2 separate regions of the Homo sapiens genome follow, and region 1 is linked to region 2. A link is an interaction called in ENCODE POLR2A ChIA-PET data of the cell type or tissue named here. Cell type or tissue: K562. All regions are shown on one strand. Each heading gives the region's core, and the rest is flanking DNA. Links, peaks and the distances in the headings are about the cores only. Region 1 has its middle 20 kb from the start of ZNF451. Region 2 overlaps ZNF451 (zinc finger protein 451).

The links. ChIA-PET counts read pairs that join two places held together with the same protein. Peaks named below come from ENCODE experiments on the same cell type or tissue, not always from the same donor. Only the 100,000 strongest peaks of a DNase experiment are listed, where the experiment ranks them.
Region 1: POLR2A ChIA-PET joins it to region 2 with 5 read pairs; 3 of 35 experiments call an interaction of 5 or more read pairs at or near these places.

What each region holds. Positions count from the first base shown.
Region 1 is chr6:57,067,201-57,072,586 of GRCh38, forward strand. No RefSeq gene overlaps it. Among named protein-coding and RNA genes, the nearest start is that of ZNF451, 20 kb to the right of the region's middle. In K562, for the core only: no CTCF peak of the experiment used is centred there; a DNase peak (open chromatin) is centred at 2,941.
Region 2 is chr6:57,148,207-57,153,592 of GRCh38, forward strand. It overlaps ZNF451 (zinc finger protein 451), which reads left to right. Exons shown (of 15, transcript NM_001031623.3): 10 at 1-487; 11 at 2,513-2,656; 12 at 4,015-4,145. The region is part of intron 2 of ZNF451-AS1 (ZNF451 regulatory antisense RNA 1); the gene reads right to left. Among named protein-coding and RNA genes, the nearest start is that of ZNF451-AS1, 21 kb to the right of the region's middle. In K562, for the core only: no CTCF peak of the experiment used is centred there; no DNase peak of the experiment used is centred there.

The DNA of each region.
Region 1 (5,386 bases), core at 67-5,066, 81 kb before region 2:
AAATTATCGCTTTAATCCTACCATTACACTGCTTAATTACCAGAAATATGTGATAAATTATAACATCTGATAGTTAATCATTATTCAATATTCTTTTTGAAGAATATTTTGACTGTTTTCATACCTTAGTCCAGAAAAGTTTTACAGTCATTTTGACTGGTCTCCCCTAATTTCCTTCACCCTTAAAATACTCTTTAAGATTGGCCGGGTGCAGTGGCTCACGCCTGTAATCCCAACACTTTGGGAGGCCGAAGCGGGTGGATCACCTGAGGTCAGGAGTTCGAGATCAGCCTGGGCAACACAGTGAAACCCCGTCTCTACTAAAAGTACAAAATTAGCCGGGCATGGTGGTACATGCCCGTAATCCCAGCTACTTGGGAGGCTGAGGCAGGAGAATTGCTTGAACCTGGGAGGCGGAGGATGCGATGAGCCGTGATCACGCCATTGCACTGCAGACTGGGCAACAAGAGTAAATCTCTGTCTCACAAAAACAAAACAAAACAAAAAAAAAACAAACTGAAGATTTTGATTGGAATTATACTTAAGTAATTTTCAAATCTGGGGAGAAGTTATATCTTTACAAAACTTATTTTTTCAATCCAATAACAAGGTCAGCTTAACATATACTTTTTCTTTCTCCTTAGTAAATATTTGCATTTTTCAGGTAGGCCCTACACACTTACTAATTTAATTTCTGTGTATTTTATATGTTCTTATTTTACATGTTGCTATTATAAATGGGACATTATTTTATTTTTATAGTTGACTATTGCTATATAGAAAACATATATTTATGTATTCCTTTTTAAGTGTCCAAATTACTTTTTTTGATTCAAGTGGGTTTTCTGGGTAGAGGAAAAAGTTTCTCTTTCAAATAATGATCATTTTACCTCCTCTAACATTTATGACTAGTATTCTTTTTCTTATCTGATAGCATTGCTTATGACTTCAGAAATAATAGTAGTGGTTACAAATATGTTTATTTTATCCTTCACTTGAATAGGAATGTCTTTAGGATTGTTATGACTGATATTTGTTGGCTGCACATAGACATTCTTTAAACAAGTGTCCCACTGACTTGTGTTTTGCTTTTGCTGCTTTAAGCTAGAATGTCCCAGGTAGTACACACACAATCTCTCTCACACACACGCAACTCTCATAATACACTCATGAAAAGAAAAGAGTTCTTTGAGATTCTAATATCTGGGACCTTTGTGGTAGATAATCAGGCTCTATCCTCAGAGGAAAAAAAATTGAACATTTTGATTTGAAAGTGGCAGGATCCAGAGGCAAAAAGAAGAGGAAAGGAAAAGAAAGAGATTCTGGATCTTTGGAATTATGTGACACACATTCCTGGTACCACTTCCAGGTTCATTTGCTTTCTACATGATTCCATTTTATGATCACAGTGAAGACTGTAAGCCATGATTTAAAAAAAATCTACTTGGCATTATTTTATTCTATTAGTACGAATCAAGCTGAACTCGTGAACAGTGATTGCTGTATCATAAGTTCAAAAGTTACTGAATAGGTGGGACTGTTTTCTCCTATACCAAACAGTCCTGACTGTATTACTTCTTAGGTTCTTTAATCTATGTTTTAAATAATGTTTTCTCCCCTTCCTCTACATTCTGGTAACACCAAATGCCGGCAAGGATGTGGAGAGATTTGATCATTCATACATTGCTGGCAGGAATGTAAAATGGTGCAGCAACTTTGGAAAACAGTTTGGCAGTTTCTTTAAAAAGTAAACATGTTAAACCCTATGACCCAGGAATTGCAGTCTTGGGTATTTCTCCCAGAGAAATGAAATCTTATGCTCACAGAAAAACCTGTACATGAAAGTTCATAGCAGCTTTGTAATAGTTAAAATCGGGAAACAACCTAGATGTCCTTCAACATGTAAATAGTTAAACTGTGGTACATCCATACCATGGAATGATGCTCAGCAATTAAAAAAAAAAAAACTATTGTTACATGAAATAACCTGGAAGAATCTCCAGAAAATTATTCTGAGTGAAAAAAGCCATCCCCAAAAGGTTACATACTGTATTATTTCAGTTATCTAATGTGAGAAACAGGCTCACCCATCCAAACCCAAAGAATGGACTCAGAGGCACAGAGAACAGTGAAAGTGAGACTTTTAAAAGTGGTCTTGCAAGATTGGATGTCTGGTAGGCAGGCATACTCGGGGCAGCTTCAGCATGTAATTTATCTCCTAGCCTGCAAGTCCCTCCCCTAGTTCCTCATTGATCAAGTACTATGGGGTTACAATCTGCCCAGTCACCTAAGTTTCATTATCCACCTTATAAGTTTATACCCTTGTCCCCTTCCCTGCTTAAGTTTCGATTTCACGGTAACGAAACTTTCTTCCCTTTGATGGGCTGACCCTTCCTCTACATTCTGTTCACTTATCATGACTTTCTAGGAGCATGAGCCGTGCAGTTTGTTACATCCTCAGGCTGGCTGCCAGTGCGTAGATTTATCATGCCTTGAAAATGGACCATTTAAGATGTTTTCTCACGTATAACATTATTGAAATGACAAAAATAATAGTAATGGAAAACTCATTAGTGCTAGGTAATAAGGAGGAAGCAGGGCTGGGAGAGAAGTTATGGCTATAAAAGGACAACAGAAGAGATCCTTCTGGTGATAGAAACATTCTGTATCTTTGTAGGAGATCGGTCAGGGTGGTGGGAAAAGTTACAAAAATTATAGGAAAAATGCAAAACTTCTTGGAAGGCCAGGAGTTTTTGCAAAAGCTTCGAAAGAAAATTTGGCTGAAGGCAGCTGAATTCTCTCAGGGTAGACAACAAGAAAGTGTAAGAGAGTTTATCTAGATAAGTTAGTTTACTTAGGCCTGGAACCTGGCGTTTAATCATCGGCATGCAGGACTGCTCTCTCCATGGGGGGGGAGGGGCGGGGTGACCATGTTAATTACCCCAAGTTGTGTTGACTCAAAGCCTTTGTCATTAAATCTGTACTAAATGCCCACAGCGCAGGCTTGTTGGGGCTGCTGTGACTGTTTATGGCACCCTCCTTGGTGTCTATGAGCAGCCTAGTCCGCTAGCTGCGGGCCCAGGCAAAAAACCTGTGTCTGCGTACATTTTTTCATCTGTAGTTCGGCCAGGGTCAGACCCAGCAGGTGGTGCCCCTTGTGAGGAACACTGCCACAGATTGCAATGGAACCCTCGAAAATGAAGGTGAAGAGACAGCGCGGTCAGAAAGTCACAAAGTCATTGATGCCCTCTCAGGATTTCGAAGTTTGAGGGAATTGTTCAGGCCAGGGTTTCATCAGGGGACAATAGTCATCAGTTCAACAGCAACACTATATCAAAGTATTGAAACAGCTGCTTAAAGCTAGTGGAGCCTCAGTTTTGCAGGCTCAATTAAGGGACCTAATGCAAACTGTTGTTTCCCATAACCCATGGTTCCCGGAAGAAGTTACGCTAGATGTAGAGCTCTGGGAATGAGAGGGGAGAAATCTTAAACATCATGCACAAGGGCAGTGGGTCCCAGTAACATCTCTAACATTATGGGCTTTAGTTATGGCTACTTTGGTCCCACTCTACACAGAAGAGCCTAAAAAGGGAAGGAAGGAGGAACCATCACCTACCTTACCGCCTCCTTCTCCCTCAGCCCCGCCATTAATGGGCAGAAATACCAAAGAGGAGACAGTTTTTTCCTGAGCCCCCTCCTCCAATAAATAGGAAAAAAAGACAAGGGATACGCTACAGCTATGGGACCCTGTCTTAGGCAAGCGGCATTAGAAGGGGAGCTCTTAGCCTACCCGGTAATGCAAGATCAACAAGGCAATCAGGTGTATGAACCCATTACTTTTGACGCTTATAAAGAGATAAGAAAAAGCATTAGAAAAAACGGAGCCACTAGCCCATTTACGAAAGGGTTAATTGAGGTCACTCTGCAGACCTCTTTCTAATAATGGCCACTGTTATTCCTCCCCTACCCCTAATGTGGCTCTCTCAAAATCCTATTTGGGTAGAACAGTAGCCTTTAAAGGGAGAGAAATTACAAAGAGCTCATTAATTAGTTGAGGAGCAATTAAAAGCCGGCCATATAGAACCATCAAATAGCCCTTGGAAATCGCCCATTTTCATCATTCCCAAAAGGTCTGGTAAATGGAGACTTTTTGCATGACTTACAGGCTATCATGCTAATTTGCAACCTATGGAGCCCCTTCAACAGGGCCTCCCTTCCCCTGCAGCGATTCCTCAAGATTAGCCTATAGTCGTTATTGACTTAAAAGACTGCTTTTATACTATTACCCTTGCAGAACAGGACAGAGACAAATTTGCATTTACAATACCAGCTATCAATAATGAAAGGCCAGCTTGCCAATTTCATTGGAAAGTACTTCCTCAAAGAATGCTGAACAGTTCTACCATGTGTCAGTATCATGTGAATCAGGCTTTGCTCCCCATTAGAAAAGAATTTCCTAGTTGCAAGAGTATTCTTTTATGGATGATATTTTACTAGCAGCCCCAACGGAACAGGTACTTTTAACTTTATATGCCTCTGTCGTAAAGAATACACAGCTAAGAGGTTTAGTCATAGCACCTGAAAAAGTACAAATGTCCTCTCCTTGGAAATATCTTAGATACATACTAACTTCCCAGTCAGTAAGACCTGAAAAGGTTAAATTAAATACTAGCAACTTACACACCTTAAATGATTATCAAAAATTACTAGGTGATATTAATTGGCTTCACCCCACCTTGGGCATAACTACTGATAAGTTACAAAACCTGTTTTCTATCCTAAAGGACAACATAGCCCTAGGATCTGTCAGGTATTTAACTCCTGCAGCAAAAAGGGAAATTAAGGAAATAGAGCAAGCTATTTCTCAGAGGCACATAGATCACATAGACCCAAAATATTCAGTTCAATTGTTTGTTTTTCCTACTAAACATTCCCTAACAGTATTAATAGGACAGATGGCCCCAGGGCTGTGCTTCCTAGAATGGGTTTTTTGCTCACATACCGGAACTAAAACTCTATCTCCCTATATCCAGCTAGTTAGTAAAGTCATCTATTCTGGCCACAGATGATGCAGTCAGTTGCTAGGTTATGACCGTGATGTCATCAGAATTCCTTTGAGTAAAAAACAATTCAAAGCAGTATTGCCCCTATCTCTAGATCTTCAAATAGCACTCTCTGATTACACAGGCCATATAGAGCATGCCCTTCCTGCTGACAAACTAATTCAGTTCTTATCTCATACTACGGTAGTTGTGCCTACAAAAGTAGTTCACTCCCCCATACCCAATGCTTTTAACACTTTTTACTGGCAGCTCTGGTAAAAATGGAAAAGCGGCAATTTGGTGGAAACCACATAATTCCCTCACTTGTTCTGGATTTACTAGCA
Region 2 (5,386 bases), core at 251-5,250:
GAAGATGATTTTCCAGTAATAGAGACCAGTAACCAGTTAACTTGTGGTTGCCGTGAGAGTTACATCTGTAAAGTCAACAGAAAAGAAGATTATAGCAGATGTCTCCAAATCATGCTGGATAAAGGAAAACTGTGGTTTCGCTGCAGTTTATGTTCGGCAACAGCACAGAATTTAACCGACATGAACACTCATATCCATCAAGTGCACAAAGAAAAGAGTGATGAGGAGGAGCAGCAGTATGTAATCAAGTGTGGCACCTGCACCAAAGCATTTCATGATCCTGAGAGTGCACAGCAGCATTTCCATAGAAAACATTGCTTCTTACAGAAACCCAGTGTGGCTCATTTTGGATCTGAAAAATCAAACCTGTACAAGTTTACTGCTAGTGCCTCACATACAGAGAGAAAACTGAAACAGGCAATAAACTATTCAAAAAGTTTAGACATGGAGAAAGGAGTTGAGAATGACCTAAGCTATCAGAATATAGGTATGGCTTTATAGCTCTATGCAAATTTCATATACTGATATTGAAACTTACAATGTACCCACCTCGATTCAATTTTGAAGCAAGAAACAGGGTAACTTCTTGATGGTATGTTAATTATTATGGTATATACATTTTAGGGGTTTGTATTCCTACTACTACATTTATCCACTTTCTAAACTTACGAGGACAGAGTATATGTTGGCTTTAAATAATATATATTTTAGATATCATTTTATTTTACAAAAGGTGTGGAGATTTTGAAGATGAAGGAAGTTGATAGTTTTTCTGAAAGTTAGATTTCAAAGTTATCCTAGTATTAATATCATTTAGATTTTTCTTGTAATATTTGGGTTAACTAAAAAGATAAATCACGTGAATTCTTTTTGTTTCTATTTGGCCATATTCTTTAGTGTGAGACATTTTAAAGGTCATTTCAGCATTTGTATATTTTTGTTATGATTAACTTGGAAGAAAAGCTTTAACATACAATTAAAATAGCAATTAGAAGTAGAGTTAAAGTGGTAGCAGGAAACCAGGGGGAAAATTGAAATATGAATTCCTTGTTTGTACTTACTCCAGACTTTCTTTCTTCCATATGATAGGATTAAGTAAGTCTAGGCAGGTGTTATGTTTTTATTTTGTTTAGAAGTATAATTTGTTTTGTTTAGAAGTATAATTTGTTTTTGTTTAGAGTATAATTTTAAGTGTATCTTCTTTTATTTGTAAAATTTTTTTGAGATGGGATTTTACTATGTTGCCCAGGCTGGTTTTGAACTCCTGGCCTTAAGCAATCCTCCTGTTTTAGCCTCCCCAAGTGTTGGGATTACAGGTGTGAGCCACCACACCTGACTTAAGTCTATATTCTTTTAAATAAATACTAATTCTTGGTGAGTTATACAATGTAGCATATTTGGGTACAGTGAGAATATGTGAAAATTTTGGCCAGTAATGTATTTTTATGAACTATTGAATTTTTAGAGTCTTGCTCTATACCATATGTAGATTTCAACATCACCTTTAGTCATGGCATGTTTTCAGTGGTAAAGAATTAAATCATGAGCTACCTAGTCAACTCTAAACAGTGAAACACTGGTTACACCATTTTATGTTAGGCCTTTCTTTTGCGCTTCTGTTTACTTTTTTTTTGGAATTTGTGTTAGTCTGTGTTTGATAGAAAATGCAATACCTAAATCTAGAATTACCGAGAAGTTAGAGAAAAGACGTAAGGTGGCTTGGAAATGGAAGGGAATGGCAGTAGTATATTTGAAGGAACTATTAGAATAGAAACTATTCATTTTTTAAATAATATAACATTTTAAAGTTTGCATTGTTACCACAGGAAACTTTAAGGCCTTGTCAAAGTGGAAAAGTATGAAACAAGATAAAGGGGAGGGAGAATGAGAGTTGGGGCATGGGGGAAGGTGAAAGAAGAATCTGAGAGAACCAAGAAGATGTGTTTATAGGGGGAGGTGTCTCTGTACCACTGGCACATATTTCTAGCACTGCTTTATGGCAGCAGGATTCTAGGTTATCTTATTTCTGCTCTCTAGGGTGTTTAATCCTAGAACTAGAGGGCTACTAATAAATCAGTCCAGACTGGGAAAAGAACCAAATTCTGGTGGTGAAAATGTTCTTAATAGGTAACCTTGGAATTTTATATGGGTGGTATTAGTTTTTGCTTATTTAACCTTAAAACTTGGTTTTCTAGTTCTTCTAGTACATTAATTTTTTAAAAAAATTCCTTGTATAAGTGACTTTTTAACAAGCTTTAGAGTTGTTGGAAGAAAATGTTTGCAAGAAGGATATATAACCAAAATTGGTGAAATGTTCAGATTATTTTTATCTGATTTAAGTGTAAATGGTGTCATGTACAGATTTGGATTTCACAAAAAGGTTTAGATAGAAATGAGTAACATTCAAGGTTAGTATTTTTGCATATTAGGCTTCTAATACTTTTTGGACTTGAAATCAGAATGATTTTAGCAAATTCTTACTGAACTCATGTTGATATTTCTCTCTTCTCAGAGGAAGAAATTGTTGAGCTTCCAGATTTGGATTACCTGCGAACCATGACTCATATAGTCTTTGTAGATTTTGATAACTGGTCAAACTTTTTTGGTCATCTACCAGGGCATCTAAACCAAGGAACATTTATTTGGGGCTTTCAAGGTACGGTTAATAAGAAAAACAAAAGAAAACTTTTTCCCACCTCTTAGAATATAGTTCAGTTTAAAAGGCTCCTCTTAAACCTTCCTGGATAGAACATAGGAACATAATTGGAATATTGTTCTTTTGTATTATAGTTACTCTGCTAGAATCGTTTTCTTTACATGCCTCTGTGGTAAATGTTAGCTCTATCTGGTGACTCAAAGTTTATGGATCTTTTGGCCGGGCGCGGTGGCTCACGTCTGTAATCCCAGAACTTTGGAAGGCTGAGGCGGACGGATCACGAGGTCAGAAGATCGAGACCATCCTGGCTAACATGGTGAAACCCCGTCTCTACTAAAAAGAAAAAAAAAATACAAAAAATTAGCTGGGCGTGGTGGCGGGCCCCTGTAGTCCCAGCTCCTTGGGAGGCTGAGGCAGGAGAATGGTGTGAACCCAGGAGGCGAAGCTTGCAGTGAGCTGAGATCGCACCACTGCTCTCCAGCCTGGGCAACAGAGTGAGACTCTGTCTTAAAAAAAAAAAAAAAAAAAAAAAAAAGTTTATGGATCTTTTGATACAGATTGAAAAAGCCTTTATTCAACACCTAAAATGTGTCAGGTGCTTTGGCTTTGTACTAACATGGTTACTGATTATTATGGTTTTATCCCTTTTAAAATACAAAGAAGCAGATGTTTTGTTTTTGTTTTTGTTTTTTTTCCCTCAAAGTTTTAAAACTAATAAATAGCAGAATTATTTGGCCTCTCAGCTATAGGACTAATGTTATTTTCAACATGCCATAACTGCCTCTTCGGTTCATCCTTGCTGTTCTTAAGTGTTCAGCTTCATCTAAACCTCTTTACAAATTGTTGACCAAACTTGGGGGAGAGGCTTCTTTGGTTTACAGAGAATCTGCTATTGTTTGTGTTTGATAGGAAATAGCATGTAAAGAGAAAGATTGGGATTAAAGATAGAAACATACTGACCTGGATAAGTTAGCCAGTATAATTGCTTTAGTAAGTTGAGCTTTGGTGATTGCCCATCATTTCTGCATTGAACGGTGGTGACATCTGTAAAAACCACTTATGCTTACACTTATAGAATAATGCCATTCAAAGAATTTTTACACACATTGCTTTTGATTTTGCCTAATATCCATGTGAGTTTTAAGATGAGTTGACAGATTCAGGGAAGTTGGTCCACTTTCTCAAGACTTTAAAGCAACAAGATGTTGATGCTTATGCTAGGATGGAGTTCTTCCACATTCTGATCTAGTACTTTGCCTCTAGAAAAATTTTTTTCTAGTATGTGTTTTTTCTTGATAAAATTTTTGGCCTTTCCTCTCCTGTTTGATTATCATTTTTGCCTTTTCTAAAATTAATAGGAGGAAACACCAATTGGAAGCCTCCGCTCAACTGTAAGATTTATAACTACCTGAACAGGATTGGATGCTTCTTCCTTCATCCTCGCTGTAGTAAAAGAAAAGATGCTGCTGATTTTGCCATATGTATGCATGTGAGTCATTGTTTTATTCAAAATCTAATGTGAATCTCAGACCCACTTGCATTTTTTTCCCCACTTGAATTGTAATGAGACTTATAGATCATTCTTCAGTACTTCAGGTTCTACCTATGACTATTATGAAGGCAGGACCCCATAGCATATTTTTATTGCTTTATCCTCAACTTCTAGCAAACCTTCAGCTATCCATAGTAGACCCTCAACTATTTGTGGGATAAATGATCAAGAGCTGATACTGTTTTTTGGGTTTGTTTTTGAGACAGTCTCGCTCTGTCACCCAGGCTGGAGTGCAGTGGCGCAGTCTCGGCTCACTGCAACCTCAGCCCCCTGGGCTGAAATGGTTCTTGTGCCTCAGCCTCCCAAGTAGCTGGGACTACAGGAGCATACCACCATGCCCAGCTAATACTTGTATTTTTAGTAGAGACGGGGTTTCTCCATGTTAGCCAGGCTGGTCTCAAACTCCTGGCCTCAAGTGATCTGCCCGCCTAGGCCTCCCAAAGTGCTGGGATTACAGGTGTGAGCCACTGCGCCCTGCTGATGATACTGTATTTGATATATATTAAGACACTTTCATATTTTAATATCTCTAAAATTAAGAGGTACCTTAACAATCACTGTTGGCCTAGACAGAATTTGCATTTGCTTCTGTCTCTGCTGGGTACCTAGAGAAACTGCCAAACTGAGACCCACTTTAAATTTTCTGCTTGGGGACTTACATGTCACACTGATAATGTGAATTTACTCTGCAAACTTGTTGACTGCAGCTTATGGTTTAAACAACAAAAGATTTCTTTTTCAGTCTATCTAATGCCAAGATTGAATCATGCAAATTGCCTTGCTTACCTTTTCTCTATGGCAGATTTATTTCTTATTTACCCTTATATTGAGCGTATAGCCCTTTGGCATTTCAACCTTATGTGAGGTCTGTTGGACTTCCATTTTGGCTTTTTCTTTTCATGGCACATTAAATAGCTTATATAATTTAATGGCATCTTATATTTGATTAAATGTGGGGTATTTCATTTATGAACGAGTTCTTTCTTTCTCTCTTTTTTTTTTTTTCCTTTTTGAGACGGAGTGTCACTCTGTCGCCCAGGCTGGAGTGCAGTGGCGCGATCTTGGCTGCAACTTCTGCCTCCCGAGTTCAAGTGATTCTCCAGCCTCAGCCTGGAGAATCCCGAGTAGTTGGGATTACAAGCGCATGCCACCACACCCAGCTAATTTTTGCATTTTTT